Regions from separate parts of the Homo sapiens genome. Here regions 2 and 3 are each linked to region 1. Evidence: chromatin loops called from intact Hi-C (ENCODE). Cell type or tissue: Caco-2. All regions are shown on one strand. Links, peaks and the distances in the headings refer to the core of each region. The heading gives the core; the rest is flanking DNA. Region 1 holds the start of IPMK (inositol polyphosphate multikinase). Region 2 has its middle 90 kb from the start of IPMK. Region 3 overlaps LOC105378316 (a long non-coding RNA gene).

Region 1 (10,703 bases), core at 1-4,000:
CAGGGGGGCGTCCAGGCAGGCCCGAGAGCGCTAGGCTGCCTCCGCTGACAGGGGGCTCGCACAGGCGGAAGGGGAGCGGCGAGACCTATGCCACCCCCACTTACCCACTTTGTCCTTCCCGTACATGTGCCCGGCCACCTGATGCGAGAGGGGCACGCAGCCGTTGAGGAAGCGGAGTCTGCCGCCCGCCGGCTGCGGGGTGCCCTCAGGGGTGGACTCGATCGCCGGTGAGGTCCGCATTTCTGGGGGGCCCGGCGCCTCGACCCGGAGGGGGGATGGTGGCTCTGTTGCCATAACGGAGAGCAGAAGCGGTAACGGCAGCGAGAGTAGGAAAAAAAATAGGGCGAGGGAGGGGGCGCCGGAGAACCCGAGGGTCGCTCAGGCTCGGGCGCGAGGAGGCCCGGGGGTTCCCGCGGCTGGTGCCCTCTGAAGCGCGGGGAGGGGGCCCATGACGCCGCCGGGGCGCGGGCGCTCCTCTGCCCAACTCTCGGCGGAACGCGGCTCCCGGCTCCTGTTCCTCTGCCGCCGCAGCCGCCGGCCCCGGCGCTGCCCGGTAGACAGAACCGAGCCGAAGAACAGCAGCAGCGGCGCCCCGCGCTCCCTGGGGCCCTGACGGCGACGGCGGNCCCACCTCCTGCGCCCCCGCCCCCTCCCGCCGTCCTCCAGTCCCCTCAGCTGCCGCGCGCGCGTCACCGCCGCCCGCACCGCCGCTGCCGCCGCTACTGAGCATGCCCAGAGGCCGTCCAACGGGATTCCGGCCCCCCAAGTCAGCGGGGCGGGCGCGCCGTGCTGCCAGGACCTGGCGACGGCGACAGGGATAGGGCGAGCGCACCCCTGTTTCTTCTCACCCCCACCCCGCGGGCATTTCGAAGTCACGCGTGCTGCTGTGGCCTCATTCATTCAACACGCTTCTCAGCGCGTCAGCTCAGAGAAGCCAGGGACTTCTAAGTGTGCGGAGCAGTCCGGCAAGAATTGGAAGGCACTAGCATTGCCAAGGGTGGCTCTAAAGGCCACCCCTAACTGCACTCAACTCCCTCCAACTCCCACCCCGCACGAAAACAACAGAAGTAAAAGCAGGCAGCTTATTAGAGATGCGCCTTCAAAATACCCTTCGAGTTAATCTCAGCCCCCCTCCCCGGATTGCTGTCTCTAAACCGCTCTTACCAAAAAGTAAAACACATAAAAATAAAATAAAATTGGAACCGACACGAATTTCAGACTGTAGAAGACAGAGAAAACTTCTAATTTTTTTAAGTGAACATGTTTTTTAAAGAAAGGAGCAAGTTTTTTCTCTCCCACTCGACCTTTAAGATAGTGCAGGTTCCAAGGTCCTGAGTAGATAATTATATCAAAAGCAGAAAGGGATGGACACCGGTAGCTACGCGAGGTTCTGGAATGGGACTCAGTCATTGATTCCTGTATGTCCGCCGCTGGCATGTTATATAAAAGCTGGACCTGGCCTTGAAGGTAAATCGTCACAAGCCCCGAGCAAGAAAAACTGGGGTCAAATCTTAGGTATCTGATTAAAGTAAGTGTCCTATTAACACCTGTTTCTGCCCCCAGAAGCCCACACACCTGGAAGAGACGTAAAATCTGGCCTGGATTCCCTAATCCCAGGGCCCTGCCCCTCGGCTTCAGGGCCCCGCCCCTCGGCTTCAGGGCCCCGCCCCTCGGCGTTGCGCAAACTCTGTTGCTACCTAAGTCTTTTCCTCCTCCCACCTCCCGTAGCTGTCAAAATCCGGAGTCCAGACTTCCTTATGGCCAGGACAGCTCCACGCATGCTCAGCACCTACCAGGGTCGAGCTCACACACGTGCCTACGACCCGCCGCGGCGCCTGCGCGGTAGCATCGCGGAGTCGGTGCTTTAGTACGCCGCTGGCACCTTTACTCTCGCCGGCCGCGCGAACCCGTTTGAGCTCGGTATCCTAGTGCACACGCCTTGCAAGCGACGGCGCCATGAGTCTGACTTCCAGTTCCAGCGTACGAGGTGAAGTGGGGCCTGGGAGCGGGTGAGGCTGGTGAGGCTCAGCGGTTGCCGCGCCCGCAGTTCGACTGGGTTGTTTTACCACTGCCCTACGCGCCCGCCGGTCCTATAACCTTGAGATGCAGAAGGGCAAGCGCTCGGCCCGGCTGCGGGCTCCGGGCCGGACAGCGAAAGGGGGCGAGGTCAGGGATGGATTGATGGTTTGGGGCCATGCCGGACCAGAGTCCACGTTTACCCCAGCTAGCCAAACCCTAACACCTAATGACCGCGCCGCTAGCTTTTCTTGTTCACCCCTAAGACGCTTTCATGTCCTTAAGTCACATAGCCTGGAAAAGAAGGAAAGGTGGGAGAAAACAACAGCAAACCTGTTTGCCCTTCTCATGTTTCAGTCAGCGTCGGGCCACAACGTCGATTTCCTGCAATCCTGAAGCATTGCGTGACTAATCACATCTTAGTTTTGCAGATTTTTTTTTAAGGGATGAAACGCAATCCGAGGTTTTCAGTTTTCCCGGTTTTTTATTATTCCTCTGGCATCTGACACTCGGTGGCAGTAGTCCAGGATAAAGGATTGAAAACTGCGTTCGTTGAACCTTCAGCTTTCTGAGTCTTCTTTCCCCTGTGCTAGTACCTAGCGTTTGGAAACAGTATTTCGCAGAAAGTCCCGTTATAATAAAATTAAGAGACTTTATAAGCAGTCATTTAATGTGGAGTTTCACTTTATAACCATTCTTGGTGATGTTATAATTGTTAATATAATACTGTGTACCAGACACACAATATATGTGATCTTTGCCCCTCTATAAAACGCCACTTCGCAAGGTTTTGAGTAAAGGCAAAGAGACTGTCTAGAGGTTAATTAAAAATACGTTCAGTAAATATTGAACATCTGTAGTGCCAGGTAATAAAAAGTCCCTACTAACTTGAGCCCTAATTTTTTAATAGGTAGTTTCCAAAAATTGGAGAGTTCCACTTCTGTTGACAAAATTTACCTGGCTAAGGGTGATATTCCATGACATTTCGAAGTTACTAATGATATAGAGATTATTATTTGCAAAAATTATATTAAAGGATACTCATCTTGAGACTTTTTTTAATAGAGGCAGCTTGGTGCATTTAAAATAGGGTGTGATTTTTGTTTTTGTTTTTTAAAAAACTATATTCTCTTGGGATTAAGACTTGTGAAATGAGATGTTCATGTGACTTGTGCCGCTGATATTTTTAATTTTACAGGAAGACTGCACATGTTTGAGGTGGACCAAAAGATTCCACAGTGTGTGTTTAAAATACGGGATCATTTTGTGTACATGAACACTAAACTCTATTTAGGTTGCATATTATTGAAATGTGAAACGGGTGAACCCCTTAGGACTTACCGCTATCTGCAGGCTGGTCTGCAGGATTTCTTTTTTAGACAAGACAAGGTTTTTTGTTTTGTTTTGTTTTTCAAGTCTAACCATAGGGGAATTCAAAGGCAACTTTCCCAATCATTTTCCATTGCCTAAGGAATAGGAAATCACTGAAGCAGGTTATTGGCTTCAACTGGAAGTATTCAACTTTGTTAGGAGGAGTGATTATTTTTTGAGACAGAGTCTCACTCAGTGGCCCAAGCTGGAGTGCAGTGTTGTGATCATAGCTCACTGCAACCTTGAACTTCTGGGCCCAAGCCATCCTTTCTCCTTGGTCCCCTGGCTTCCCAAAGTGCTGAGATTACATATGTGAGACACCACACGTTGCCATGACTATTTTTTTTTTTTTTGAGGCGGAGTCTCGCTCTGTCGCCCAGGCTGGAGTGCAGTGGCGGGATCTCGGCTCACTGCAAGCTCCGCCTCCCGGGTTCATGCCATTCTCCTGCCTCAGCCTCCCAAGTAGCTGGGACTACAGGCGCCCGCCACTACGCCCGGCTAATTTTTTGTATTTTTAGTAGAGACGGGGTTTCACCGTTTTAGCCGGGATGGCTCTCGATCTCCTGACCTCGTGATTCGCCCGCCTCGGCCTCCCAAAGTGCTGGGATTACAGGCGTGAGCCACCGCGCCCGGCCGACTATTTTTTATTTCACCAAAAAGCATGCAAGTTGTCATGAGGACTGTAGGGAGAGGCCCAAAGCCTTTGTAAATCTCTTCTACCAACATTTTCCTCCTCAATATAGTAGTAGGTAGGCAAGGTAGGGAAAGAGAATGTCGAGGGGATTTAACTTTTAATGTTTAGATCACACACAAGTTTGGTTCTCTTCTCAAACTTTAAACCAAGTTTATTCCTACAGATTGAAAATCAATTTAGATCTTTTAATTGGGGGAAAGATATCATGTCTCTTCTCAATTAAATGAATTTGTAATTATAAAGGGTTTAGAATGATATGTGACAGTGGTAAGCACTATATAAATATATGTTAAATATAAAGTGTGTACGTGTATGCAGAACTCTTGTTCATCATCAGAAGAAAAATAAAAGGTAGTTTATAAAAAAAAATTTAACGGGAATCAGGCCAGGACTGGAATCAGGCAGAGGCAGTGAGAATGAATGATTGGAACTGAAATACTCTTAAGATCCTGATCATTGAGATAGCTCTTGATACCAGTATGGTCGATAAGACCATTAGTTTATTATATTTTCTAGTACTAAGTGGCCTTCACTGCCTACTCGTCCAGTCTCTTATGATTCCTCCTCATATCCAAATAGATGACCTTTCTGAACATCATCCTGCTCCTTGATAACTCTAGCACTCATTGATCACTCTCACCCTTAACCCTTTCTCTTCTATTTGCAAGGAAGATGTTAACTCTTAGGCTGTTCTCTCTCCATGTCCTCCAGATGCCGTTTTCTTTTGCTTAAATCTTTGCCTCAGTGATATCTGTTGTTCGTAAATATTTAGTGCCTCATAAAGATTTTCTTCAGCCTTAAGTCACTCATAATTCACCCTCATCTTTAAAAAAAAAAAAAAGCCAACTATACCAGGTAATTTTGAAAGGCATCCCTTAACCTGCCTTCCCCTGAAATCACTTTTTTTTTTTTACTTTACCCTCAAGTTGCAACATAGGGATTTGTCTGTTCATCTTGTACTTCATTATCTATCCCAAACCCTGATCACTACAACGCTTGTAACCAAAATTACATTTCATAAATTCTTATTCTCTTTCATATTCTTGTGTATTTTATTGAAACTAATTTTCTAATTCATTTAACCACAACATAGGAAAATATTGTTTTGGTTCACTAAATTCACCAAGTCATTTAAAGTCATTATTTAAGGGTTTTTGTCTGAAAAGAAAGGTATGGATCATACTGAAAATAAAAGGGATAGCTCCTATAAGTTATAAACAATAAATGAAAAATAAGAGGGCTGGGTGCGGTGGCTCACGCCTGTAATCTCAGCACTTTGGGAGGCCAAGGCGGGCAGATCATGAGGTCAGGAGTTCGAGACCAGCTTGGACAACATGGTGAAACCCCCGTCTCTACTAAAAATACAAAAAATTAGCCAGGCATGGTGGCACGCATCTGTAGTCCCAGCTACTTGGGAGGCTGAGGCACGAGAATTGCTTGAACCCAGGAGGCAGAGGTTGCGGTGAGCTGAGATTGCACCACTGCACTCCAGCCTGGGCAACAGTGCGAGACTCCATCGCAAAAAAAAGAAAAATAAGGGGGGAGTTTGGAGCTATAGACTGGCCAAATTGATGGTGGTTAGAGCTAATTGAGGGTAAATGGGATTCATTATAGTATTCCCTGTGTGTGTCTGAAATGGTCCATAATAAAGTTTTTTTAAAACATAGCTTCTTATATATACCTGAAGTTTTTTGTTTGTTTGTTTGTTTGTTTTTAATATATGTATCAGGGAGTAAATTCCACACCCTGATACAGCAGGTTAAGAAGAAGGTAAAGATAAGTCATTTAGTATAAGAGCAATGCAGTGTAAGGATAGAAAAATTGCACATAGGAATTGCAAATTTAAATTAGTCATCCATTATTTCTTTTGACTCAACCAACATTATTGAATATCACTTATATGCCAGGCCTTGAGAAAAAAAAAAATTACCAGGCACGGCCTGCCAGCCTATGGGAGATCTAAGGGAGGGAAGGGTTTAAGCACAGCTCCCCTCCCCCTCTCCTCATAGAAGAGGAGAAACATTATGATTCTATGGCAGTTGATGGTGGGCTGGAGAGGGCAGTTTAGAGCAGAAAAGGGGCTAAGGTAAAAGAAGCCGAGAGAGATTTCTAAGTTAAAGCAAAATAATGCTCACAGTAAAAGAAAAAAAAAAAGCTGAAGATTGGGTTATATACAAGGCTGATGAGTTTGGGAACAAGTCCACGTTTTCTCTCTCTCTGAATAATTTTAAAGAGAAAACCAAAGATTATACAATAGTACTCCAATGGAAGAATAAGCAAATGGGAGGATTATTCAGAAATTATTGGAAGTGTTACCTTTCTCTACATTTGTGATCTTTAATGGTATTTGTGTAGATATAAAGCATGATTACACAAGGTCTGGTAGGGTGAGGTTTGACCTAACTACAGGAATTAACTGTCCTTGAGAAATGTCTATAGAAAAGAAAAGCGAGGGCTGGTCATGGTGGCTCATGCCTGTAATCCCAGCACTTTGGGAGGCCGAGGCAGGCGGATCACCTGAGGTCAGGAGTTCAAGACCGGCCTGGCCAACATGGTGAAACCCCATCTCTACTAAAATTACAAAAATTAGCCAGGTGTGGTGGTGGGCGCCTGTAATCCCAGCTACTTGGGAGGCTGAGGCAGGAGAATTGCTTGAACCCAGGAGCAGAGGTTGCAGTGAGCTGAGATTGTGCCATTGCACTCCAGCCTGGGCAACAGAGCAAGACTCCATCTCAAAAAAAAAGAAAAAAGAAAAAAGAATTGGGTCTCAGTAAAGTTCCTTGTTGCTTCTGAGATTATGACAATTCTTAATAGGCATATACCCATTTATCAGGGATTATTGGATGTTGCTATTTTTATTTGTTCAATTTCTCAGGTCTTCAGTTCTTTCTTTATCCTAATTGTTGATTTTTGGACCTGTCATCATTTTTGTCTATCTCTGTATAGTTTCCTTTTCCTTTAGAGTTGCCAGTGGCATCCACAGCTTTTTGCCAGAAAAGACTGATGATTCAGGCTACACTCATGAAGTGATAAAATAACAACTTTTTTTTTTTTTTTTTTTTTTTTTTACTTCTGGGAACTGTTGCATTTGTCCCTAATGAGATTACAGAATTAGAATTTGGGAAGGGAAAAAAAAAAAAGAAATGGAAATTGTTTTCTCAAGACCTTAGAGCAAATACAAAGCTATTTTCCTCGAACACATGGTACTGTGACATTGGCATAGGGTCATAAGTGGCCCTTGCTAGGGGTTGGGGGTAGAGCACAAAGTGTGTGTTTTGATTCCCCATGGGGCAGCTAGTCTTGGGTATCTGGAGTCAGTTTCCATTTCTTTCAATGATGCCTTTGGTGTTACCCCTTTTCCATGTCAGTTATTCTGTCCTGTCTCCCACCATCACAAAATCCAAGGGAGGTAAAGCTTAAAAAAAAAAGTGACCTGTGGGTGCAGTTGGCAAATTACATGAGAAAAAAGAATGCAAGAAGAATGGGATTTAATGACTAGGAGAGATTATTTTCACTTATCATGATGAGTTTCATGTAGAAATTCCTATAGTATTCTCTTTTTAGGTCATGAAACAAATTAACCAATACTAACCAATTGTAGTTCTTTGGATCTCAGGACTGTTTGCAATATGCAGGTGCCATCAAACAAATATGTTATGAAGTACTTTATAATTCACCTAAAAAGTAAAGTGTAACTAAAATCGACAGCATTAAGGAAGTTGCGTTATTTTAGTCTTTTGGGATATTGCCCCCCTTTAAGTTTGTACTAAAGATGATGTTCAGCAAATGTTGTGGTGCATATACTATGCAAAGCAGCATTTTCGCCCATTTTGTGATAGGTACATTAGCTATTCAGAGTGGCTTTCCATTAGCTAAGAAGTGGATTGCTACAGCTCCTGGCATAGGAAATGTTTTCTCAAGAAAGTTCCATGGTAAATAACATTAGAAAGGAAGATCATGAATCTAGCCAGAAGTCATAGCAAAATTGTAGACCTGCTTGGAATAACCACAGGGTAATACCATGAAGCAGCACTAAAGTTGGAGATAAATCTACACATAATGTGTACCTACTTAAAAAATGTCTTCTGATGAGGCCAAAGGTTTGAAGCTGTCAGGTGATATATTAACTTAACTTGTCTTCTCAGTCATGCAGGACCTGGGAAAGACGAAACATTAGTGTTTATTAGGGAATTATAGCAAGAAAGAATGATAATGCTACGGGAAGGAAAACAGTATAAATTAATTTGTTAAGAAAAATACTACCGTGGTTGAAAATAAAATCCAAGGAACACATTAATTAGAAAGTGAGGATAAACCGGAAGAGGCAGAAATTATGCTCTCTTACGAGATGAGCAAAATGCAGGAATAAGTTAGATAAAGTCTAAATTATTAAATAAACTAGAAAAGAAGACCAAGATACAAGAGACTGAGAATGATCCTTTATATTACAGTTTTAGAAGATTAAGCTCCAGTTTTATGTAAGGTACTATTAGGTATGGTGAAATAAGAAATTTGACTCAATAGTGCAAGTAAACTATACAACTAATTATTAATTATGTGTTTTTATTTGGCCTTGGGATGTGTTTTTTTGTACTTGTCTGTCTAGGGTTTTATTTGATAGTCTGGGAACTTATTTCAAACACTGAAGATCTGACTCAGGAAGTGCTGGGAAGGAGTCCAGTGTGTTTATCCTGACCCCTGTTCAACTTCTTCCTGCAGCCCACTCCATGCTGGGAATAGACAACTCTCCTCTGAGGCTGAGGCTAACCAGATTATGCAGAACTTTCTTCTCTCCAACATTGCCTGGAGCTGGGGTAGTTGTTAAGTCCTTGGGTTTCTAAAGACTTGAAAAGCTGCTTGAAAAGAATAACTAGATGGCTTGTTAGTCAGTTTTTTTATTATTAGAAAGCAGAATAATGCCATTAAATTTAAAATAAATTTTATAGAAAATTAAAATATATTTAGAATTTATTAAATGAGAATATAACTATACTTATATAATCATGTTTTCTACAAAATATGAAGTTAGTACATTCTGATTTTTATTTTAATGAGAAAACACTTTGAAATTTTAAACAAAGGACTTTTGAATGAAGAATGACTTTGAAACCTGGAATCCTGCTACATATATTCCTTTGAAAATTAACATTAAGGGTGGTTTTGTTTTGTTTATCTGTTTCTTTGGGTATCATTTCTCTTACAGCTTTCTGTGATAGTTGCAATTGAGTTTTGGTAAATTAAATAATTTAAAAATCACTAAGGGATCTTACTATTTAAATAAACTCAAAGGAGTCATTTTGTTAACATAACAAAATGTTATTTGTAATCTGAATTTTTATGTTTCGGGGCTTTTTTTTTTTTTAAGCAATAGTTACCTGCAAGTTCACATGTTATTTAAAATTTACTTATAAACACTTTTTAAATGATTATTGAGCTTTGGGTTTTTTTTACTCCAGCTCTAAAATAATAATTTTAAGTTTCTTCTACTTAATGTAGCTATCATCACTCAGTAGAAAATACACAATTGCTTCAATAAGGGCCAGGGAAAGTCATAACAAAGGACTATTATACCAGTGTTTTCTGATCATTTTGTTAACATTAAAAACCTTGGACTATTAGGATGCTTAATACTCAAAAACTGGATTTTCTGACATGCATGTGATATTATTGGTGTATATTTTGGTTTTGATAATTATTTGTTTTCCTTCCCTGCTCTAGTTGAATGGATCGCAGCAGTTACCATTGCTGCTGGGACAGCTGCAATTGGTTATCTAGCTTACAAAAGATTTTATGTTAAAGATCATCGAAATAAAGCTATGATAAACCTTCACATCCAGAAAGACAACCCCAAGATAGTACATGCTTTTGACATGGAGGATTTGGGAGATAAAGCTGTGTACTGCCGTTGTTGGAGGTCCAAAAAGGTGAGGAAAGCAATTCCTTCATACAGTACCATTTTTAATGTTATATTTCTTTTTAAATTATTCTGTCAGACTTGTTCACCAGATATTGTTATGATATCCCTTTTTTGTTGTTGTTGAGACAGAGTCTTGCTCTGTCATCCAGGCTGGAGTGCAGTGGTGTGATCTCAGCTCACTGCAACCTCCACCTCCCGGTTCAAGTGATTCTTGTGCCTCAGCCACCGAGTAGCTGGGATTACAGGTGTGAGCCACCACGTGTGACCTGTTATAATATCACTTTTTCTTTCTTTTTTTTTTTTTAATGAATCCTATTCTTCTTTGCCTTCCATATGCTCTTAAAGAAATATATTTTCTAAAATATCTAACCAGTATGCAGTAGAATTACGTTGTACCCTCATCGAGTTCAGGCAGATTTAACCATATTCTTGGCCAAAGAAAAGAAGAAAATCCCTTTAATTTGCTCTTAGGATTTCTTAGCTTCCACTGTCCCAGAAAGTGAAGTGTACAGCCTAATCACAAAGAGAAGCAGAAGAAGTAAAAATTTTTTTTGAGCTTTCAAGCACCAGATACTAAGACAAGTGTTAGAAATTTGAAAAGAAACTTCTTTAAAATCACCCGTAAAAACTTATGTGGTAAATGTCCTATACCTTCTTTCAGCTGCAACTCCTCTAGTTAAATATCTAACAATATAGGATCCTAAA
Region 2 (10,703 bases), core at 2,807-6,806, 92 kb before region 1:
TGTCCCACAAAAATTTATGTTCAACCAGCAACTCAAGTAAAAGAGGGCAAGATTGAGGAAGAAGCTGAAATACAGGTAGCTGTGCTCAGGAAACAAAAGCTAAAATTTTTAAAATTCAGTTTTTCTGTGAGCAAATACTTTTCTGCAAGAAAAGAAATGGGATAAAGGGCATACAGGTGCTTTGAAAAAAGAATTTCAGAATGATTTGGCACTTTAATCTATGTGACTGTATAATTTGATTTAAAAGCAAGCATTAAACAATTAAAAAGCTAAAATACAATTTATTTTCAAGCTCTAACTTCCAGTACCTGTAAACATGATCTTATTTTAAAACAGTCTCTTTGCAGATGTAATCAAATTAAGATGAGCTCATACTGGATGAGGGTGGGCCTTAAATTCAATAACTTGTGTCCTTATAAGGAAAGGAAAATTTAGAGACAAAGAGACACAGACATACATAGAGGGGGAAAGGCCAAATAAAGACAGAGGCAGAGATGGGAGTCAGACAGGTATAAACCAATGTATTAGTCAATTCTCATGCTGCTAATAAAGACATTCCCGAGACTGAGTACTTTATAAAGGAAAGAGGTTTAATTGACTCACAGTTCAGCATGGCTGGGAGGCCTCAGGAAACTAACAATGGCAGAAGGAGAAGCAAACACATCCTTCTTCACATTATGGCAGGAAGGAGAATGAGTGCCCAGTGAAGGGGAACTCCCATTATAAAACCATGAGATCTCATGAGAACTAACTCACTATCACGAGAACAGGATGGGGAAACCTGATTCAGTTATCTCCACCTGGTTCCTCCCAGGACACATGGGGATTATGGGAACTGCAATTCAAGATGAGATTTGGGCGGGAACACAGCCAAACCATATCAACCAAAGAACACCAAGGAATGCTGGGAGTTACCAGAAGCTAGGAAGAGGCAAAGGAAGGAGTCTTTGAGTCTCTGAAAGCTCAAGGAGGCTTCAAAGTGTACATGGCCCTGCCAGCACCTTGATTTAGAGCTTCTAGCCTCCAGAACTATGAGAAAATAAATTTCTACTGTTTTAAGCCACTCAGTTTGTAGTAATTTGGTTCAGCAGTCCTAGGAAATGAACATAGGTGGAAATGATATTTCTGGCTCAAAATTTTCCACTACGTCATCAGGAGTTAGTTGCAGACACTCGACCCTCAGGGATAGGAAAAATCTGGCACTGGTTATTTGACTTAAAGGTAGTAAGAACTATGTTAATGCTCAGAAACTAGACTTTAGCAGCCCATAGCATGCTGTGGTGAATTATCTAATTAAATGAATTCCTATGGTCACCTGGAATAAACTGACCTTTAAAAGAGATTTAGGGAAGCTGAGCTATTCTCCGACCTTAGACTAGTATGAAAAACTGAAGGAATTCAATATTGCGGAGTAGCAACTTCTAACAAAACCAGAAAGTTAAACAGACAAAAGCTCAAATGCTTAAATTCTCTGAACCATGATGAACTAAAGGCTTTCTATTATTATTTAGCACTAAAGCTAAGATAATTGGAGATTGAATTTCTTCCAAGGTCTGAGGTCACAGTTTCATGATTTCTTACATGACAGTTATAGCATTGGTCACAAAGGAGTGGGACAGAATTTAGAAGATTTGGACTACACCAAGACTCCAACTCCCTATGAACCTCCTCAGACAAATGGATCAGCCCTCTCTACCCTGTCCTGGTGAGGCTGTGCTACCTTCTTAAAGACACTGTCTCTCTCTTACCTGAGTAAATCGCTTTTCCAGAGGAAGCCACTTCTCAATTCTCATCTTCAGTCTTGCCCCCCACCCCCACCACTCCTCACAGTATTTAGATATTAACCATAGGAAGATACAGTATATGCTAGTAGACTAAACCCAAGAAGAAAATTCCTTGCAGGGTGTTACTTAAATTTTAGGAAGGATACCATACCATGGTGGTTAAAACACTGGAATCCAATGGCCTGAATTCAAATTCCCCCTGTGACACTTACTGTGTGACCTTTGTCAAGGTTTTTTTTACATATTTTTGCCTTAATTTCCTCATCTGTAAAATTCAAATAATAACAGTTTTATCCCTTAGGGTTTTTGTAATAATTAAAATGAATCTATATATATAACATGCTTAGAACAGCTGGCATACACTAAGCGCTACGTAAGTCGTGGCTATTCGTGCACATTAAACTCTAGAATACAATGCACTCAGGCTCCACCCAGCAATCATCCCTTAGTGTAGTTAGACTCTGGCCTTTTCTGCTATGGAGGCTCCATGCTGCAGTGTTCCACACCTCTGGATAACTGCCATTCTCAGCACAGTCAATCTGCACATCTTCTATGCTGAGCAGGTGCACACCGCCAAGGAAACAAAGACAATAACAAAGCCATATGTGCTAATACCAGATTCAACTTACTTAATCTGCAACATGAAAAAGTAGAATTATATAGTAACATCAAAACAGTGAGGCCCAGGATACAGCCGCTTCTTTTTATAAAACTACCATTTATTGAGGGCCTTCAGTTACAGAAACTGTGTGCTTCCCACTTTACAAGATATCGTGGATTGATGTCCGCTCAAATGTTTATGTCCCCTCATATTTCACATGTTGAACCCTAACCTCTAGTGTGATGCTATTTGGAAATAGCGTCTTTGGGAGCTAATTAGGGGCCCTCGTGATAATGGAATTTGTGTCCTTATAGAAAGAGACCAGAGAGTTTGCTCTATAAAGCTTTCTTCACCATTCTCCCTCACCCTTATGCGAGGACACAGGGAGTAGGTGGCGGTCATGTGCAAGCCAGGAAAAGAGCCCTCACCAGAATTCAACTATGCTGGCAACCTTACCTTGGACTTCCAGCCCCCAGAACTGTGAGAAAATAAATTTATATTGTTTAAGCCACCTAGACTACAATGCTTTTTATGGCAGCCCAAGCTAAGACATGGACATTTTCCTTTGTCCTCACAAGAGTGCAGGAGACCCAGTCCTTGCCCTCAGTGAACTTTCAGTTTACTGATTAGGTACTGATACCAAGGTGATTAGGCACAGAGATAGGGAAGTACACCAAGGATAGCTTGAGGAAAGGAATATATAAAGTACCCCCTCAGCACACACCTACAATTCTCTGCCAAATACAAGGGGGTTGTTTCTTGCTTGATGACAGCAACCAATGCACTTTGAAAACAATGTCAAGCAGGTTTCTTCCCACCCCTTTCCTAGCAAGTTCTTAGGAATTATGCTTCTCTCTCTCTTCCTCCTCCTCCTTCTCCTCCTCCTCCATAATTTCCTCCACTTTTGCCCTTGCCTGCTTCAAAATTCTTGGAAGAGGTTGGACCAGCATTCACCAGTATCCTGAGGTTTCAAAGCAATCATGTCCTAGTATGGTGGTTTCAGAACCAAGGACAGCACTGTGTCTATCTCTCCCAAAGTTCTGTAATCCACACCTATGGGAGTGGTGTGATTAGATTTCCCCCAAAGTCACAGTTAAGACAGATCTTTCATATGCCATCCTAAGAAAATAATATTAATGTAAAGTAATAGTAGTAATGCCTAATGTTTATTGAGTGTTTAATATATGCTATATGTTTATCATTTCATTTAATTCTCATAACAACCCTATAAAGTAGATTTTTTTATTATCCCCATTTGACAGTTGAGAAACAAACTCAGGAGGACATCAAGTGGTTTGCTCAAGGTCACGTGGATAGTAAGAATCAGAACCAGAAGTGGAATCCAAATTAGGCATTTACTACTATTATTCTATTTGACATGACTTCTTATATAACTGTACTTGCTGAAATTATTCTTTCTCTGAATAGTTTTTCCATCATAAAGCACTGTTTTCCAGGAACACTATCAGAATTATGTGCATTTCACCATATGAACCTTACACAATATGACTTCATTACTCATGGGACATTGAGCTTCCATGAAGCCAGATAACATTAGCAGAGACTCCTGCAAGGAATTACATGGCGAGGCTGAGAGAAGACATTCCCAATTAATCATTGCCTTCCACCTTAACCATTGAACTACCAGCCCCAAGAACTGTGAGAAAGTGAATTTGTATTGTTTAAGCCACCCAGTCTATATAACACTTAATTATGGCAGCTCAAGCTAACCATAAGACATAGACATTTTCCTTTGTCCTCAGCCTGTGAGTGATGGAGAGTTACTGTCACCAATAGGAAGGAAACGAGAAGGGCAAATAATATTCATGGAAAATTGCTGTTTTGCAAGGACCTTGGTAGGCATTTTTGCAATATTTTAAAATTTTATATTGAATTTCTAAATACAACTTATTATAGTTTTTTTCAATTATATATACACACTCCAGCGAAAAAATAAAACCAAAAGGAAAACCTCACTTATTTTCCAGTACTCAGAGATAACTATTCTTTCTGTTTTGTGTATTTCTCCACAGTCTTTACTTTCTACAATTATTTTCAGCAAGTAGGGGAGTGAGTAGACCATCCAATGATAAACTAAGTATTTATCTGCTAAACATACTGGGACTCCAAGTAAACTCTCATTTGAAGAAAGGATATCATTTGTTTTTAAAACTAAAGTTTTTAAAATTTATCTAGTAAATATTTTGGATAAGCTTGTGGATATTTTGAAGTTAACTTTCGATTATAAACCAGAAATATTAGTAGCTAATTTGTAATCCCATGGAAGAGAAATGTCTGAGTATTGGATTTCAAAAATTCCAAAATCAACTCGCTATCTACTTATACACCACTAGGTGGTACTAGGTGATTTTTCTTTTCTCTTTAAGTCAGATAATTGTGTGTGTTTTCTGCTCTTAACACTCCTTAAAAGGTGAAATTGAAGGAAATTTGGGAAGTGCTAGAAAAGTTCTAAAATTGGATTGTGGTGATGGCTTCTAAATTTAAATCACAAATTTACTAATATGTCTTGAATGACATTTCAGTGAAGCTGTAAAAATTTTAAAAAAAGCTAAAACTTTTTCATATGTGGTTTATCTTGAGAATCCATATGCTTTTTCTGTATATTTAAAAGAAAGCAAGAAATCTGCTTAGCGACAAGTTGAAAATTTTTAATTCATTTATATAATCTGGACATGCTTCCACCATTGTACTTTTACTTCTTTAATTTGCATACTTTCAGAATTGTCTTACATCAGAAAATTGCCTAATATTGCAGGTACCTAATTAACCAATATAATTAAGTATTTATTTAAAACCTTTTTATATAGTACTCTCAAACAGAAACAATTTGATTTTTGGTATTGCCTTTCAATAGCTTCTTCACCACGCAGAGTATCTCTATGAAATGCAAGAGTCCATAAACCCACATCTTTAACTTTTAACTTGGATGGTATTTTCAGCATTTAATTTGATTAAAGACGGGGTTTTTTTCCACAGTGATATACATGGCACAACATATTATCACTAACACAGGTATCCCTTGTTAAGGAAATTACAGAATTGGGAAGTAAGCAAATCTAGTGCCGTAGTTAAATCCCTTGGCCTCTTAGATCTGCATTGAACTCATTCTAAGCTCTGTGAGCTTGGGCAGTGTTCAGGAGTTGGAAGCTGTTTAACCTCCCCAGGCCTTTTCCTCATCTGTAAATTTGGAATAAAACTTTCTCATAGAGATTGTATGAGGATTAGATAGGTTTGACATCAGTAACATAGAGGAAGAAAAATGTTACTGAAACTGTGCTTGCCAAAAGTGGCTATCATAATTCATTTTTGTAAAATTAAACCTCTGTTCTTTACAGACATTGTTGAGAAACAGGGGAACACAACTGAGACTGGAAGGCTTTGCCAGTGATGTTAAGCTTAAGATCTGAAGTAGGTAGATGGCTTGTTGTTTTTAATAAAGACATTAAGGACTCGGATATAGTAACTGTTAAAAATTCCAGGAGGGAGAGATGTAGGCACTAAAGGGTAGTTTAAGACACAGATGTTTAACATTCTATTTCAATTTGTTTGTGTTATTGCAATGCAACCAAGTTTATCATTCCCAAGCCTTCCTTTAATCCTGCTGCACAAACAAAGTCTCTGTGTGATTAGTGTGAGAGGAAATCAAAGAAAAGGAGCTGAGTCCCACCCTGGCTTGTTATGGAGCAGAAAAAGCAGCTGCAGAATTAAACAAGATCAAGGGCTGTTGTCCAGGCAGTGATGTGATCATAGCTCGCTGTAACCTCCAACTCCTGGGCTTAAGTGATCCTCCCATCTCAGCCTCACAAGTATTTGGGACTATAGGCCTGAGTCATCATGCCTGGCTGGTTTTTAAAAATTTTTTATAGAGACAGGGTTTTGCTTTGCTGCCCAGGCTTGCCTCAAACTCTTGGCCTCAAGTCATTCTCCCACCTCAGCCTCCCAAAGTGCTAGGATTACAGGAGTGAGCCACTGCACCAGGCCTCAAATTTTTTTTAAGATGTGAGATAGAAGGTTGTAATCAAATGTGCATGTTTGTGTGGGGGAGGGGTGGGGGAGATGTCTTAATGTATACAGAGTTGAGCCTCACTATTTATGGATTTCATATTTGCAAATTCACCTACTTGCTAAAATTTATTTGCAGCCCCAACACAAATACTAAAAACAACAATAAATATTGACAGCATTTTATCAGTCATTTGCAGACACATACAGAACAGACACACACACACACAAAATGAGTCACCGGAGGCACGCTTTCCTAGCTGCAATCAAACAAGGTAATGTTCTGCCTTCTTGTTTCAGCTCACATAAACAAGTATCCTTTTCACAGTCTATTTACTGCCATGATTTTGCATTTTGGTACTTTTATTATTTTTATTTACTTTTTTGGTGATATTGCTGTTTAAAATGGCCCTACCAAGAGTAGTGCTGAGGTGTTGCCTAGTGTTCCTAAGTGTAGAAGGCTGTAATATGCGTGAGGAAGAAAATACACATGAAGATAAGCTTCATTCAGGCATGAGTTACAGTGCTGTTGGCTGGGTGTTCAGTGTGAATCAATCAAAAGTATATATTAACCAAGCCATCTTTAAACAGCAACACATATTAATATACTGCAATACAATTCTGATGCTAACCATCCAGTTAGCATTCAGACTCCGCAAGTTAAAGAACACAGTCCCCGCAAAGACTGCTCTTATTTCAGATGCCAATTCAGGGGTGTCCAGGCCTCCCATACTTCTGACCAACTGGTTACAAATCTGGGGGTTTCAAGGACCCCCTCAGGTTCAATAATTCACTAAAATGACTCACAGAACTCAGGAGAGTGCTACACTTATAATTACAGTATATTATAAAGGATACAAACCAGGATGAATTAAGTGAAAAGACACAAAGGGTGAGGTCTGGAAGGGCGCCCAAACATACAGCTTCCTTGCCTGCTAAAAAAGCTTCTATTCAAAAGAAAGAGAGTAGCTGTCGAAAAGCAGGGAGAACAGAACTACCTGAGAGCACAGCCAACTAGAGCCATTTATGCTCCAACACCCTTGGAACCCTCAAAAGCCCCTGCAGCTAGTGGGGAACAGGATCACAAATATTTATCCTCTAAAATTTAAAGTCACCAAAAAGACATTACCCTTCCTTCCTTCCTTCCTTCCTTCCTTCCTCCCTCTCTCTCTCTTCCTTCCTTTCTTCCTTCCTTTTTCTTTCTTTCTTTCTTCTTTCTCTTTCTTTCTTCCTTTCTTTTTTTCTCTCTCTCTCTTTCTTTCTTTCTTTCTTCTTTCCTTCTACATATAAGGAGCACCTACTCTGTCCCAAGCAGTGTTCTAGATGCTGCAGAAGCAACCAGGAACAAAAATGACAAAGCTTTTGCTCTCCTGGAGCTTCCCTTCTACAGGGGGAGAATATGGTGTGGGGGCGTGGGTTGGGACAGGGGATGAGAGAGACAGACAATAAATAAATAAGAAAAACATAATATATGTCAGATAATAATAAGTGCTGTGAAGAAACATTTGACAGTGCAAAATGCCTGAGTCATGAGGCACCGGCTGTTCTTACCCAGCAAAAAGCCTTCTAGGGCAATGATACAGGCACGGGGAACTGGAAAGCGTTGGGGAGAAGTCTATGAAGATGTGAGAGTTGAAAGTTCCAGGTAAAGGCAAGTGCAAATTCCAGGCGTAGCAGGAAGAACTGCACGAAGGGCAGTGCCAGCTTAGCCAGAGGGCTAAATATGATAGGAATGGAAGGAAATGAGATCAGAGAGGCAGCCACAGTTTCGAGAATATAAGGCTCTGGAAATCACCATAAGTATTTTGGATTTTATTCAAGTGAGATGGGACACTATTGGAGGATCTTGAGTGGGAGAGTGAAATGATTTGACTCGGATTTTAACACCCTCATTCTCACTGCTAGTGGAGAAAGAGGATAGGGTGACAAAAGGGGAAGCATGCAAGTATCTAGAAGGCCACTGGGCAACCCTGGAAAGAGATCATGGGGACTTGGACCAGGGTATTAGCACTGGAGGTGGTGAGAGGGAGTCGGACTCTGGGTGTATTTTTGAAGGTAGAACCAACAAACCTTACTAATAGAATGGATTTGGAAGAAAGAGTCAAAGATGACTCTTTTTTTTGTTTTGTTGCAGAGACAGCTGGAAAGATGGCGTTGACTCCAAAGATGGAGCTAAGGATCACCAGAAAGGAATCTGTATTTTTCTAAGACTTTTTGGTATATTTACTGCTCTCAGGTAGTAGCTAAATTACACTGTGACTATTTCTAATTACTTTGGCTGCTAAATGGCTAATGGCTTAATTCATATAAAGTACAGTGCTGGGACTAAGCTACTGTACTATGAATACTAGCTACTGTTACTACACTTTAGATCACAATTTAACTTCTAGTTACTATACCTTAGATCACAGTTTAACTTCAGTAAAATATCCGGAATAACCAGACCAAAAATTAGGATAGTTCATGAGAAAGTAACCCAATGTTTTCCGACTTGGTGACTTATCATCCATCTAAGTAAATGAAGGGTGTTCAAGTGCGTGAATACTCAGAAGAAACTAAATTTGAATACATGGATCTCTGATTTGTTCTTTTGGAATACAAGTTTAAGAGCTAGAGATTAAAATGATTAGTGGTCTGCTAAGAGATGTTGCTGGGGGAAGGACATTTAACCTTTATAAACCAGAAAATGTATTTATCTTTCAGTCATATTGTGTTCTGCTCTGTGCTTTACTGCTTAATTTTCATGAAAACAAAGTGAATGTATGTCTTAGAACAAGGACAGTTGGCAGAGCATGTGCAGGCCCTACATTGCCTATTGCTTATTTTCATAACTCTATTTAATTATAATTTACATATAACAAAATGCAACCGTTCATAAGTTTCTCAAGTCTTGACAAATAGATAACATTTGTATAACCACTGTCACAATCGTGGTAAACAATGTTGCCATCAGTGCTTTCCCAGAACCCCTCGTCTCTTCTGGAGACCACCTCTTCTATTTATCGTTAAAGATTGTTAACTCCAAGTCCCCAGTCTCTGTCCAGCCAGGGGAAACGAACCCTATGAGTTCAGTGGTTTTTCTCCTTTCGGGGAGAAGGAGGGAATTCCACCTCACAGTGACACTACCTGGTATAGTGGGAAAGAGAGGGTGGTATTAGTGACATATTTGCTGAATTTTATCTAATTCAGTCATCCTTTGGTATCTGTAGAGGATTGGTTCCAGATGGATTCCAAAATCTGTGGAGGCTCAAGTCTATGATATAAAATGGTGTGGCATTTGCATACAACCTACCCATATCTTACTGTATGCTTTAAATCATCTCTAGATTATGTATTAAATATAATACAATGCAAAACTATATAAATAGTTGTTATACTGTATTTTAAAATTTGTATTATTTCTAATTGTTGTATTGTTATTTTTGTTGGAGATTTTTCCTGAATATTTTCCATCTCTGATTGGTTGGATCTGCAAATAAGTAACCTGCAGATACATAAAGCCAACTGTATTCTTTTCCCCAAGTGCTACTAGATAAAAGTATGTCTGTCTGTCTGTCTGTCTGTCTGTCTTTGGGTGGGACTTTTCTAACTTCATACTGATGCAAATGAACAAATTGTGTACCTAAAGTGTGGCGAAATGATAGGTATAAGGAGAGAAAGACAAGTGCCCACCAGCCCTGGCCCCAAATCTTAGCTTTAACACCAACTAACTGCATGACATTAGACATGGGCCTCAGTTCCCTCATCTGTAAAATGGACAATAGTGGCTTCACGTACTGATTGGATCAGTTTGTGTTCTGGAGGGTAAGACAGGGCCTGCTTCTGCTGCAACACTCGCCATCACTGCTTCACAGGCCCGGCCCACAGGAAGGAGCTTATCCAGGCTGTGGAGCCCACAGTGTATCTCTAAGTGTCTTCTAAATCTCTTGGCCTCACCTCAACTTTGATTCCCTCGGAAAGATTCTTTTCAAAGACCCTGTTTCTTGTGATATTCTTTGTGGCACACTCCTTCGTGGCCCATTTTCATGGAATGAACACAATGAAGACAGGAAAGGAATCAAGAGTAGAAAAGGCTGAAAATGCCTGAAATAATCAATTTGCAAATTTTTATGTAGAAGAAGCTCATTTCTTCATTAAGAAAGACATTTACAGATATGAAAATACAACCTAAATTTTCTATTTTTGTTCATTTACTATTTAAGGTCTTTTTAAAAATAATGCCACTGTTTTATGAGAACGCATGGGATGATTTATTACACAAGGTCAAAGTATTTTCACCAGAGGAGAGGCCACTG
Region 3 (10,703 bases), core at 4,352-8,351, 200 kb after region 1:
AGATGTACCCCATGTACATGCCTGTTTTGATACAGGCATGTAATGTGAACTAAGCACATCATGGAGAATGGGGTATCCATCCCCTCAAGCATTTATCCTTTGACTTACAAACAATCCAATTATACTCTTTTATTTATTTATTTATTTTGAGATGGAGTCTCACTCTGTCACCCAGGCTAGAGTGCAATGGCATGATCTTGGCTCACTGCAACCTCTGCCTCCTGGGTTCAAGCGATTCCCCTGCCTCAGCCTCCTGAATAGCTGGGATTACAGGTGTGCGCACCACGCCTGGCTAATTTTTGTATTTTTAGTAAGGACAAGGTTTCACCATGTTGGTCAGGCTGGTCTCAAACTCCTGACCTTGTGATCTGCCCACCTCGGCCTCCCAAAGTGCTGAGAATACAGGCGTGAGCCACCACGCCTGGACAATACTTTTTTATTTTAAAATGTATGATTAAGTTATGATTGACTATAGTCACCTTATTGTACTATCAAACAATAGATCTTTTTTTTTTTTTTTTAGATGGAGTCTCACTCTGTTGCCCAGGCTGGAGTGCAGTGGTGCGATCTCAACTCACCACAACCTCTGCCTCCTGGGTTCAAGCAATTCTCCTGTCTCAGCCTCCCGAGTAGCTGGGACTACAGGTGTGCGCCACCATGCCCAGCTAATTTTTTATAGTTTTAGTAGAGATGGGTTTTCACCGTGTTAGCCAGGATGGTCTCGATCTCCTGACCTCATGATCCACCCACCTCGGCCTCCCAAAATGTTGGGATTACAGGCGTGAGCCACCATGCCCAGCCAATAATAGGTCTTATTCATTGTTTCTAACTATTTTTGGTACCCATTAACCATCCCTACCTCCCCCTACAACCTCATGCTACCCTTCCCAGCCTCTGGTAACCATCTGTTTATTCTCTATGTCCGTGAGTTCAATTGATTTGATTTTAGAAATCAAATCAGTAAGTGAGTAAGTACGTGTGATATTTGTCTTTCTGTGCCTGGTTTATTTCACTTAACATAATGATGTCCAGTTCCAACTATGTTGTTGCAAATGACTGAATCTCATTTAAATGAGTAAGAACATGTGATATTTGTCTTTCTGTGCCTGGTTTATTTCACTTAACATAATGATGTCCAGTTCCATCTATATTGTTGCAAATGACTGAATCTCATTCTTCTTTATGGCTGAATAGTACTCCATTGTGTATATGTACCACATTTTCTGTATCCATTCATCTGTTAATGGGCGTTTAGGTTGCTTCCAAATCTTAATTATTGTAAACAGTGCTGCAACAAACAGGAATGCAGAGATCTCTTTGATATACTGATTTCCTCTCTTTTGGGTATATACCCAGCAATGGGATTGCTGGATCATATGTAGCTCAATTTTTAGTTTTTTTTTTTTTGAGGAACCTCCAAACTATTCTCCATAGTGTCTGTATTAACTTACATTCTCACCAACAGTGTACAAGGTTTCCTTTTCTCCACATGGTCGCCAGTATTCGTTATTGCCTGTCTTTTGGATATAAGCTACTTTAACTAGGATGAGATATCTCACTGTAGTAGTGGTAGTAGTTTTTTCACCACCCACTTCTGTGTGGTTTATCTTTCCCCTGCTTCATCCATTGACCTAATTGTCTCTTGGAGCTCCTGAATGTATTCAGTGGTCTATGGATCAACCTTCCATAATGCACTGATTTCAGGGTTTGCATTTTGTCACTTGAGCATGGGCCATTAATCCCAAGCCGTCTGCTACTAGAGACTTGTAGATGACCCCTAATAAACAATGGCTTTTGGGTTGCTTTCTGCTTTGAATGTACTCTTTCTTGTTATTTCTTTTTTTTTCCCACTAGTATAGACACACACTTAAAAATATTGATTTTATATTTTATAAAATTTTTACTTTATTGTAATAGCTTTTGGGGAACAGGTGGTTTTTTGGCTACATGGAAGAGTTGTTTAGTGGTGATTTCTGAGATTTTGGTGCACCCATCACCCGAGCAGTGTACACTGTACCTGATGGGTAGTTATTTATCCCTCACCCTCCTCTCACCCTTATCCCTGTGTCCCCCAAATCTATTATATCATTCTTATGCCTTTGTGTCCTCATATCTTAGCTCCCACTTATAAGTGAGAACATACAATATTTGTTTTACCATTCCTGAGTTACTTGACTTAGAATAATGGTCTCCAGCTCCATTCAGGTTGCTGTCAATGCCATAATTTCATTCCCTTTTATGGATGAGTAGTATTCCATGGTATATACATACCACATTTTCTTTATCCACTTATTGATTGATGGGAATTTAGGCCACTTCTGTGTTTCTGCAACTGTGAATTGTGCTGCTATAAACATGTGTGTGCAAGGGTCTTTTTCATATAATGAGTTCTTTTTGTCTGGGTAGGTACCTAGCAGTGGGATTGCTGGATCTAATTGTAGTTCTACTTTTAGTTCTTTAGGGAATCTCCATACCCTTTCTCTAGGTATGGGGCTTCCTGAGAGACAGACTGCAATGATTGTTGTTACTCTTCTGGGTCTAGCCATCCAGCAGGGCTACCAGGCTCTGGGCTTGTGCTGGGGAATATCTGCAAAGAGTCCTGTGATGTGATCCATCTTCAGGTCTCCGAGCCATGGATACTAGCACCTGATCTGGTGGAGGTGGCAGGGGAGTGAAGGAGACTCTGTGAGAATCCTTGATTGTAGATATGTTTAGTGTGCTGGTTTTCTCAAATGCTGATTTTGCTAGTAGTAAAGTTGTCATGTGGACACCCTCAGGATCTCTAGTTAGCTAGGAAGTTTCAGGCAGTTGTTTTAGCTATAGTTTTCTCCTTCCTGGACGGAAGGTTATTCTGTCATGAGTTGCTATAATGGCCTGAGTTGGTTGGCCTTCAACCAGGAGGTGGTGCTTTCAAGAGAGCACCAGCTGTGGTATTAGCAGTGGGATTTGGGTTTGCCCTAAATTGGCCAGGGGAAGTATTCTGGTTTCTCAAGCAATGGGTGGGACCATAAAGCTCCTAAGAGTTTATGTGTTTGTCTTCAGCTACCAGGGCAGGTAGAGAACTACCATTAGGTGGCGGTAGGGTTAGGCGGGTCTGTTCTCAGACTCTCCTTGGGTGGGGGTTGCCATGGCCACTGTGAGGGGTTGGGGGATAGTTCTCAGGCCAATGGGGTTATGTTCCAGAGGGCATTATGCCTGCCTCTGTTGTGTCATATAGTTTGCCACAGAAGTGGGGGATAGCTGGTAGTGAAAGGCCTCATCCAGCTCCCATGTAGTTAGTGAGGCCAGTCTTACTCCCACAGTGCCCTGCCAACAGCACTGAGTTTAGATCCAGGCAGCCTGCATGTGGAACTCAGACCTTCTCCAGGCCATAGTTTCCCCACTAAGAAGGCAAGAATGGCTTTCAGGCCTTGCCCCTCCCTTTCTGCCCACAATGTCAGCAGCAGCTCCTGCACTCATATCTGCAGCAATTCCCATTTGCCCGCACCCTGAATTCTGCTCAAGAAAATTCATGCCCAGTCAAAATTGTTACAAATTTCAGCTGGAAGATTCTTTCACCCTGTGACTCCTCCCTAATTCTGCAGGCTGCCTTCCCAAGGGCCGCTGGGAGACATAGTCAAGGATGGCTTCTCTGTACTGGAGCTGGAGACTGGAAGTTCCTACAAGGCTCTTCCCACTGCTGCTTCCACTTTTATATTTCACATGTGATATGGGTTTGCTGTGTCCTCATCCGAATCGTATCTTGAATTGTAGCTCCCATAGTTTCCACACGTTGTGGGAGGGACCCAGTGAGAGGTAATTGAATCATAGGGGCAGGTCTTTCCTGTGCTGTTCTTGTGACAGTGAATAAGTCTCATGAGACCTCCCAAGTAAGTGTCTTAAACTGAAATAAGTTTAGAAACTACAGTTAATTAAAGTTAAAGGGCTTTATTTGTGGAGAAATCTCAGAGCTTTTAATATATTCAGTGTTCTTTGTGAGTCTTTAAGGAACTAGATGGAGTGTGTAGTTTATTCCAAACTCCTTTGATCAGAGAACTCTCTTTCTGGAGGGCATTTCCAGTATCTGCTGTGCTATAGAACGCACTTTGAGAAATGTTGCTCCAAAATAATGAAATTTATTCCTCTCCTTCTGTAAACGTACACATCAAAAATTTTGAAAACACCAGAGAAACATGAAAAAGTCTTTAAACTTTATAGGAATGACTTTAAAATAAAGAAAAACAAATGGAGGTACTCAGCTTGATCATTCTTCCAATCATGTAAATTTGTCTTCAAATGACTCTTCCAATAATCACTACGACCCTCAGATGACTTATTATTACCAAGGACATTCCAAAGACAGAGTCACAGTCTACAGGGAGTGAGTTACCGAAGAGCAGTTCCCCAACTTCCTAATTTATGGGCAGCATTGTTGGTACATGTGCAAGGCTTGGAAAGGCTTTGAAGAGGCAACTCTCACTGGGAGATATATATTCAGTGATGCTAAAATCCCAAGCAGTCTCACCAAAAGGAATACATAAAAATGCTAACAGTGTCAATCATTAGGTGGTAAGATTGTGAATTATTGTTATTTTTTCTTTTAATTTATCCATACTTTTAAAAATGTCAACAGTGATTGTGTATTATTTATGAAATAAGAAAAATGTTTTTAAAAAGGAATCTTATAATCATTTAAAAGGGAAAATCCATTTTAAAAATGGAGGAATCTGAAGCTTGGAGAAAAATGAATTTTCCAAGGTCACATAGTCTGTCGGAGGTAAACTGGATTCTTGAACTCCTGACCAGGGCCCTCCTCAGAATACTCCACATTACTTCACAGTCACAGAGGAATAGCCCCTGCCAGGGCTGTTCCTTCTCAGGAAGGGAGTTGTCAAAAGAGGAGAAACATGCATCTTCTGGGTGGGTGAGCCCTTTCCCTCTTCGAACCATAGGAAGGCTGTGCTGACACTTGGACAGATTCTCCTGCTTGTGGTACAGGTTTTGCTACTATTTTTCTGGCTAGGAAATTGTCATGAAAGGAGGGAGAAGGACTTACCTTAGGAGTATGGGAGAGTTAAGTTTCCCTCAAGACACCATCCTATAATAAATGGAGCATTGTGGCTGCTATTTTTTTCCCAGGCTGCTTATTGCTGTTGAGTTCCCCTCTGCTCCCACAGAAGACAAGGAGAAGGAATGTCACAGGGGCTTGAGTATCCCTCTAGGGAAGAGTGGCTGGAACACCTAATGTGAAAGTTTGGGGAATCTTTGGCTGCTGAGGTTTGGAGATTGGGAGGTCTGTGGTGATTCTGGAACTAATTTTACAAAATAGACAATGAAGTAATTGATTGATTCACTGTTTTCCATTAAGATTGTGTTTTTGTGGTTTTTCTTGTGGAAATAAGAGCTCAGAGGGATGATGATATAACATTGGAGAAAGGATGTTGGAACCTCACCCACCTGTGTTTGCCTTCCCATGCAACTGGAGCAGTGGAAGTTAGAAAGTAGGGTATGAAAAACGACTGGAAGCAGAGATCCTCTCCCACAGAGGGGTAGAATTGGAAGACGCACTCAGAAAGCCTTACGGCCAACCTCCTCAGTTTTCATACAGGCAAACTAAATATTACAGATGGGAAAATGGTAAGTATTTAAATATTTATTGAGCATCTAGTATATGCCAAACACTGTGTTAAGCATTGAAGGTACAAGAGAAAACAACATAGATGAGTCTCTGCCTTCTGCAATGTAGAGGTCCTGAGAGGTGAAATGACAAAACAAACTCACAACAAGAATCTAGATCTCTTAGGTCTGAATTGGTGATCTTTCTTAAATTTTCCATCTAGAATACTTCAAGCACCTAGGAATTTCTATATGACTTTGGGCAACTCACTAAACATCTGTAGGCTTCAGTTTTATGAACATAAAAAAAGAAATTTGTACATTTACTCACTCATTCATTTACTAAAAATTTACTGATAACCATCTGTATTCCAGGCATAAAGCTCACCAATCTCATAAAACAGGAGCTTTTTTGCTGAGAGTAAACATCCATCTGTCAATAATTCTCTCCAAACAGTAACCAATAGGTAGCTGGAAATTCCAGAGTTAGCTGTAGTTTATTTTTTTGCCATTCAGAGTTGGCTTACTCCCTCAAGTGCCTTGAATCCGCACTTGGAGTTCTCCCTTCCTCCCTCACTTGCCTGCATTCTTCCTTTCCCTCCCTCCCTCCCTCCCTTCCCTCCCTCCCTCCTTCCCTCCCTCCCTTCCTTCCTTCCTAACTTCCTTCCTTCCTTCTTTCCTTCCTTTTTTCCCTCTCTCTGTCTTCTTTCTTTCTATCCACCCATCTTCTTTTCATTTGAAGTGTAAACCCTAACACTAGGGAATTTATTTACAAGAAGAGATTTAAAAGTCATAAAGCTATACACTTGGATTGGTACGGTTAGTATACTCTTGCTTTGTAGCTGCTCCACATTGAAACTTTTATTTATTATTCCTAAATGTGTACTTTTCCTAAGTCTCAAACTTTTATTTAACATAGGAAATGTCAATACTGGATTACATTCACTGCTGTATCAGGAAAACATGTTACTGGCATGAATCCCAAAGGGGGCAAGGGTGAGAGGAAGAAAAAGGAAAAATGCAAAATGACATGACTGATTCTTGACATGTCCAGATAAAAAGGAAGAAAAAAGTACTAGTCCTTATCAGAGCAAATAGTGTTATCTCCCAAAGTACACAAGAATTTCCAATATTAACCAACCTGTACCCTTTAGAAGACATTTTCTCATAGCTGAAGAATCACATTCATGTTGGCAGTTGATTTACAAGGGCAGGAATGTGGTTTCTTGGACCATTGCCTCATTAGAATGGAGAAAGTGTAGAAATAAATGGTGCTCATCTGTTTGTTTTTTCAGTTCACTTGCATATAATTTTTTTTTTTTTTTTTTTTTTTTAGTAGAGACGAGGTTTCACCACGTTGGTCAGGATGGTCTCAATCTCTTGACCTCATGATCCACCCGCCTCGGCCTCCCAAAGTGCTGGGATTACAGGCATGAGCCACCACGCCCGGCCCACTTGTATATAATTTTTTTCCTATCAAATTTGAGGAGATTAATGGCAGTAGTTTCTTGAAATTAGCAAAAGTTTATGGGCATACTGTGAGACACTGCATAGCAGTGCTTTCAAGGTTCTGTTTCAATAAGTGAACAAGGGGAATGTGCATGTTCTTTTTGAAGACTATTGTTGTATCAGCTCAAAGACTGACCATCTCATTGATACAGCCCTCCTGTTAAGCTGGGAGCTCTCTGCCATAGACACTGTGCATCCATTCCTGGCTAGTTGTGTGTGTGTGTGTGTGTGTGTGTGTGCGTGCAAATACAGATGGTGAATCTATGGGCTAATTTATGAAAAAGGCAGGTCCAGGCTGGAGAACAAAGCTCACTTTTGGTATTGGCAGGTTCTTGATTCTGCCATAACTTGGTTTTTCTCATGCTGGAAGCACTCCCTGGGAAACTAAATATGTATTGTTTCAGCTATTTTCCTATGGGTGGGGAAAAATGACAATTCTTTTAAATCCATTCTTCTCCAGAGCAGGAGGAGCACAACCAGGCTGTAGGCTGGGAAGAAAACTATTCTCCAGAAAATTCTACGTGGTACTTTATCTGTGTTTTTATTTATTTGTCTTATTGTCTGTATTTCCATTTACTCATGTATAAAACTGTACAGTGGTATTTCATATATTCAGTTCTTCGTGGAGTGCCACAGATAAGTACTTAATATCTCTTACCCACAAGTACTGTTACTCTACTACTACTAGGGCTACCACTGCTTCCAGGCTTCCTACAATTACTTCTCGGAGTCACTTCAGTATTGTATTTGGACACTCAACAGCTATAATACTATTTTGAGCTCCACAAACTTAACGGTGTTTTTAGAATTCTGAAACATCAAAATGTCCTCTGAAGGGTACAGGTTGGTTAATATTAGAAATTCTGATGTGTTTTGGGAGATAACACTATTTTCTGTTTCTTCACATAACAGAAAACTCAACTCAAATTGGCTTAAAAAACTAAACAGAACAACTTAGAGTTTCACTGCTGGTAATATATGAGCTAAGATAACCTGAAATCTTACCAATATAAACAAATAGAAATGCTGGATGAATTATTTCCAGAAGATTTTAAACTATGAATTCAATTTATTTAATTTTTTGTATTATTCTATTATTCAGATAATCTGTTTCATTATGGGTGAGTTTTGGCATTTTTGGTTTTCAAGGCATTTGTCCATTTTTTCTTTCTAGGTTGTCAAATTTTTGTGTGCGGAATTGCTTGTATAAGTTCTTTGTTTTTTTAATGTATGCTGGGGTCTAGGTGATATTTTCTTTTTAATTCCTGATATCAGTAGTGTATGTCTTCTTTCTTTGTCAATTTTGATACAATTTTAATTTTATTAATTTTTTAACAGAACAAGATTTTGGTTGTATTGACTTTCTCTTTTTCTGTTTTCAATTTTATTGATTTCTGCATTATTATGTTTTCCCTTCTGCTTGCATTGGGTTTATTTTGCTCTTCTTTTTGGGTTTCTCAAGGTGCTTTCTGTTAGCATTTGATGCTATAAATTCCCCGCTAGGCACTGCTTTGTCATCTGGCAAATTTTGGTATGTTTTACTTTCATTTAGTTCCAAATATTTTCTAATTTCCCTTGAGACTTCTTTAATGCATGGATTATTTAGAAGTGTGTTGTCAAGTTTTTGAGATTTCCTGTTATCTTTCTATCATCAGTTTCTAGTTTAATTCTAGTATAGTCAGAGAATAAACCTTGTATCATTTCAATTCTTTTAAATGTGTTAAACTTTATTTTATAACTCAGGATACTGTCTATCTTGGTGAATGTTCCATGTGCACTTGAAAAAAATATATATTCTGCTATTGGTCCTGGAATGTTCTAAAAATTTCAATTAGATCCAGTCAGTTGATAGTGTTTTACAGTTTATTAATATCCTTGCTGATTTTTTATTAGTTCTATCAATTACTGAGAAGGGAGAGTTGAAGCCTTTTATTATAATGAGGGATTTGTCTGCTTCTACTTTTAGTTTCATGCAACTTGAAGTTCTATTGTAAGGAGCAAACATACTTCGGATTTATTGTATCTTCTTGGTGAAATAACCCTTTTATCATTATATAGTGTCCCTCTTTATCCTTGGTAAATTATTTTGCTCTTCATTCTTCTTTCTCTGATATTAATACAGCCGCTCTAGCTTTCTTTTGTTAAAGATTTACATTGAATATGTTTTCGTATCCTTTATTTTTAACCTACCTATATCATTATGCTTGAAGTAAGTTTCTTAGAGACAGCATATAGTTGGGTCATGTTTTTCAATCCACTCTGAGAATATCCATCTTTTAGTTAGTGTTTCAATGCAGAATAATTTTGACATCTCCTCCAACCCATAATTGTGACAACCAAAAATGTCTTCAGATATTGCCAAATATATGTCCCTCTTTCCTTCCTTCTTACCTCCCTTCATCTTTCTTTCTCTTTTCTTCCTTTCCTTTCCTTTCCTTCTCTCTTTTATCAAATGCCTCTTTAGTGAAATTTCTTTTGTCAAATGCCTCTTGAGTGAAATTGCTCCAGGTTGAGAACCATTGCCCTAGCGATTTCAACATGCATCCTTAACTAGTTACAGTCTACCTTAACTAGTAATCTAATTCTACATAGAATGTAAGAATCTTATAACTTGACTCCATTTGCCCCTTTCTCTTACCTTTTTTGCTATTGTCACATATTTTACACTATGTTACATGTTCTAAGCTCCAAAAGATGCTATTGTTGTTGCTTTATTTGTTTATTTGTAGTTTCGAGACAGAGTCTTGCTGTGTTGCCCAGGCTGGAGTACAGTGGCTCAATCACAGCTCATTGCAGCCTTGACCTCCTGCCTCCTCAGCCTCCTCAGCCTCTCAAGTACCTGGGACTACAGGTACACTCCACCATGCCTGGCTAATTTTTTAGTATCTTTCCTAGAGACAGGGATTCATCATGTTGCTTAGGCTGCAATCAAACTCTGGGCTCAAACGAACCTACCTTCTCAGCCTCCCAAAGTTCTGGGATTACAGTCATGAGCCACTGTGCCTTGTTGCTTTAAATAGTTAGTATTCTTTTATATTTATTCACTGATTTATAGTCTTTTCGGTGTTTTTCATTTCCTTCTAATTTTCTGTGTTTCTAGCTCAGAAAATTTCCCTTCTGCTGGTAGAACTCCCTTTAGTACTTACTTCAATGCTGTGCAGCTAGCAACAAATTCTATTTTAATTTGAAGGAAATATTCTTACTGGTGTATAATTCTAGGTTGAGAGGTCTTGTTTGCCTTTTTGTTTTTTCATTTTAAAAATATCATGACATCGTCTCCTGATTTCCACAGTGTGTCATTTTGGGTTCCATGAGAAGCAGACACCAAGATAGGATTAAAAATATAAGAAATTTGTTCGGGGGAAATGCCTGTAAAGGATAAAAAAAGAAGGAGAGGAGTAGGCAGGGAGAACCTTCAGACACCAAGACAGGTCCAGCACCTGTGAAAGAAGACAGGTGAGGAAGGATTAGGCCAGAAGAGCCTCAGACTATCGACGGGTCTGTTAAATTCATGGCCAGGTCAGTAGAGATCTCCTGAGCCAAATTGCCTGTTAAAGAAATTCTGCATCTACCAATATAGCCTGATTTTCATACCCCCA

The links. Peaks named below come from ENCODE experiments on the same cell type or tissue, not always from the same donor. Only the 100,000 strongest peaks of a DNase experiment are listed, where the experiment ranks them.
Region 2: a loop joins it to region 1, with 4 times the contacts of the local background. A loop is called at or near these places in 9 of 110 quality-filtered maps.
Region 3: it touches region 1 in a loop (7-fold over the local background); 2 of 110 quality-filtered maps call a loop at or near these places.

Annotation. Positions count from the first base shown.
Region 1 is chr10:58,267,318-58,278,020 of GRCh38, forward strand. IPMK (inositol polyphosphate multikinase) reads right to left here and starts at 577. Exons shown (of 6, transcript NM_152230.5): 1 at 105-577. The coding sequence starts at 294. It overlaps CISD1 (CDGSH iron sulfur domain 1), which reads left to right and starts at 1,845. Exons shown (of 3, transcript NM_018464.5): 1 at 1,845-1,987; 2 at 9,800-10,005. The coding sequence starts at 1,957. RefSeq lists enhancers at 1-106, 1,551-2,107, 1,953-2,002 and silencers at 358-867, 1,573-1,632, 2,223-2,272. In Caco-2, for the core only: no CTCF peak of the experiment used is centred there; DNase peaks (open chromatin) are centred at 134, 724 and 1,764; H3K4me3 peaks cover 3,737 bases.
Region 2 is chr10:58,172,804-58,183,506 of GRCh38, forward strand. No RefSeq gene overlaps it. Among named protein-coding and RNA genes, the nearest start is that of IPMK, 90 kb to the right of the region's middle. In Caco-2, for the core only: CTCF peaks have their summits at 4,738 (motif pointing right) and 4,940; no DNase peak of the experiment used is centred there.
Region 3 is chr10:58,462,067-58,472,769 of GRCh38, forward strand. LOC105378316 (a long non-coding RNA gene) reads left to right here. Exons shown (of 5, transcript XR_945984.3): 2 at 5,119-5,272; 3 at 5,348-5,616. Among named protein-coding and RNA genes, the nearest start is that of BICC1, 45 kb to the right of the region's middle. In Caco-2, for the core only: no CTCF peak of the experiment used is centred there; DNase peaks (open chromatin) are centred at 6,165, 6,615, 6,875 and 7,310.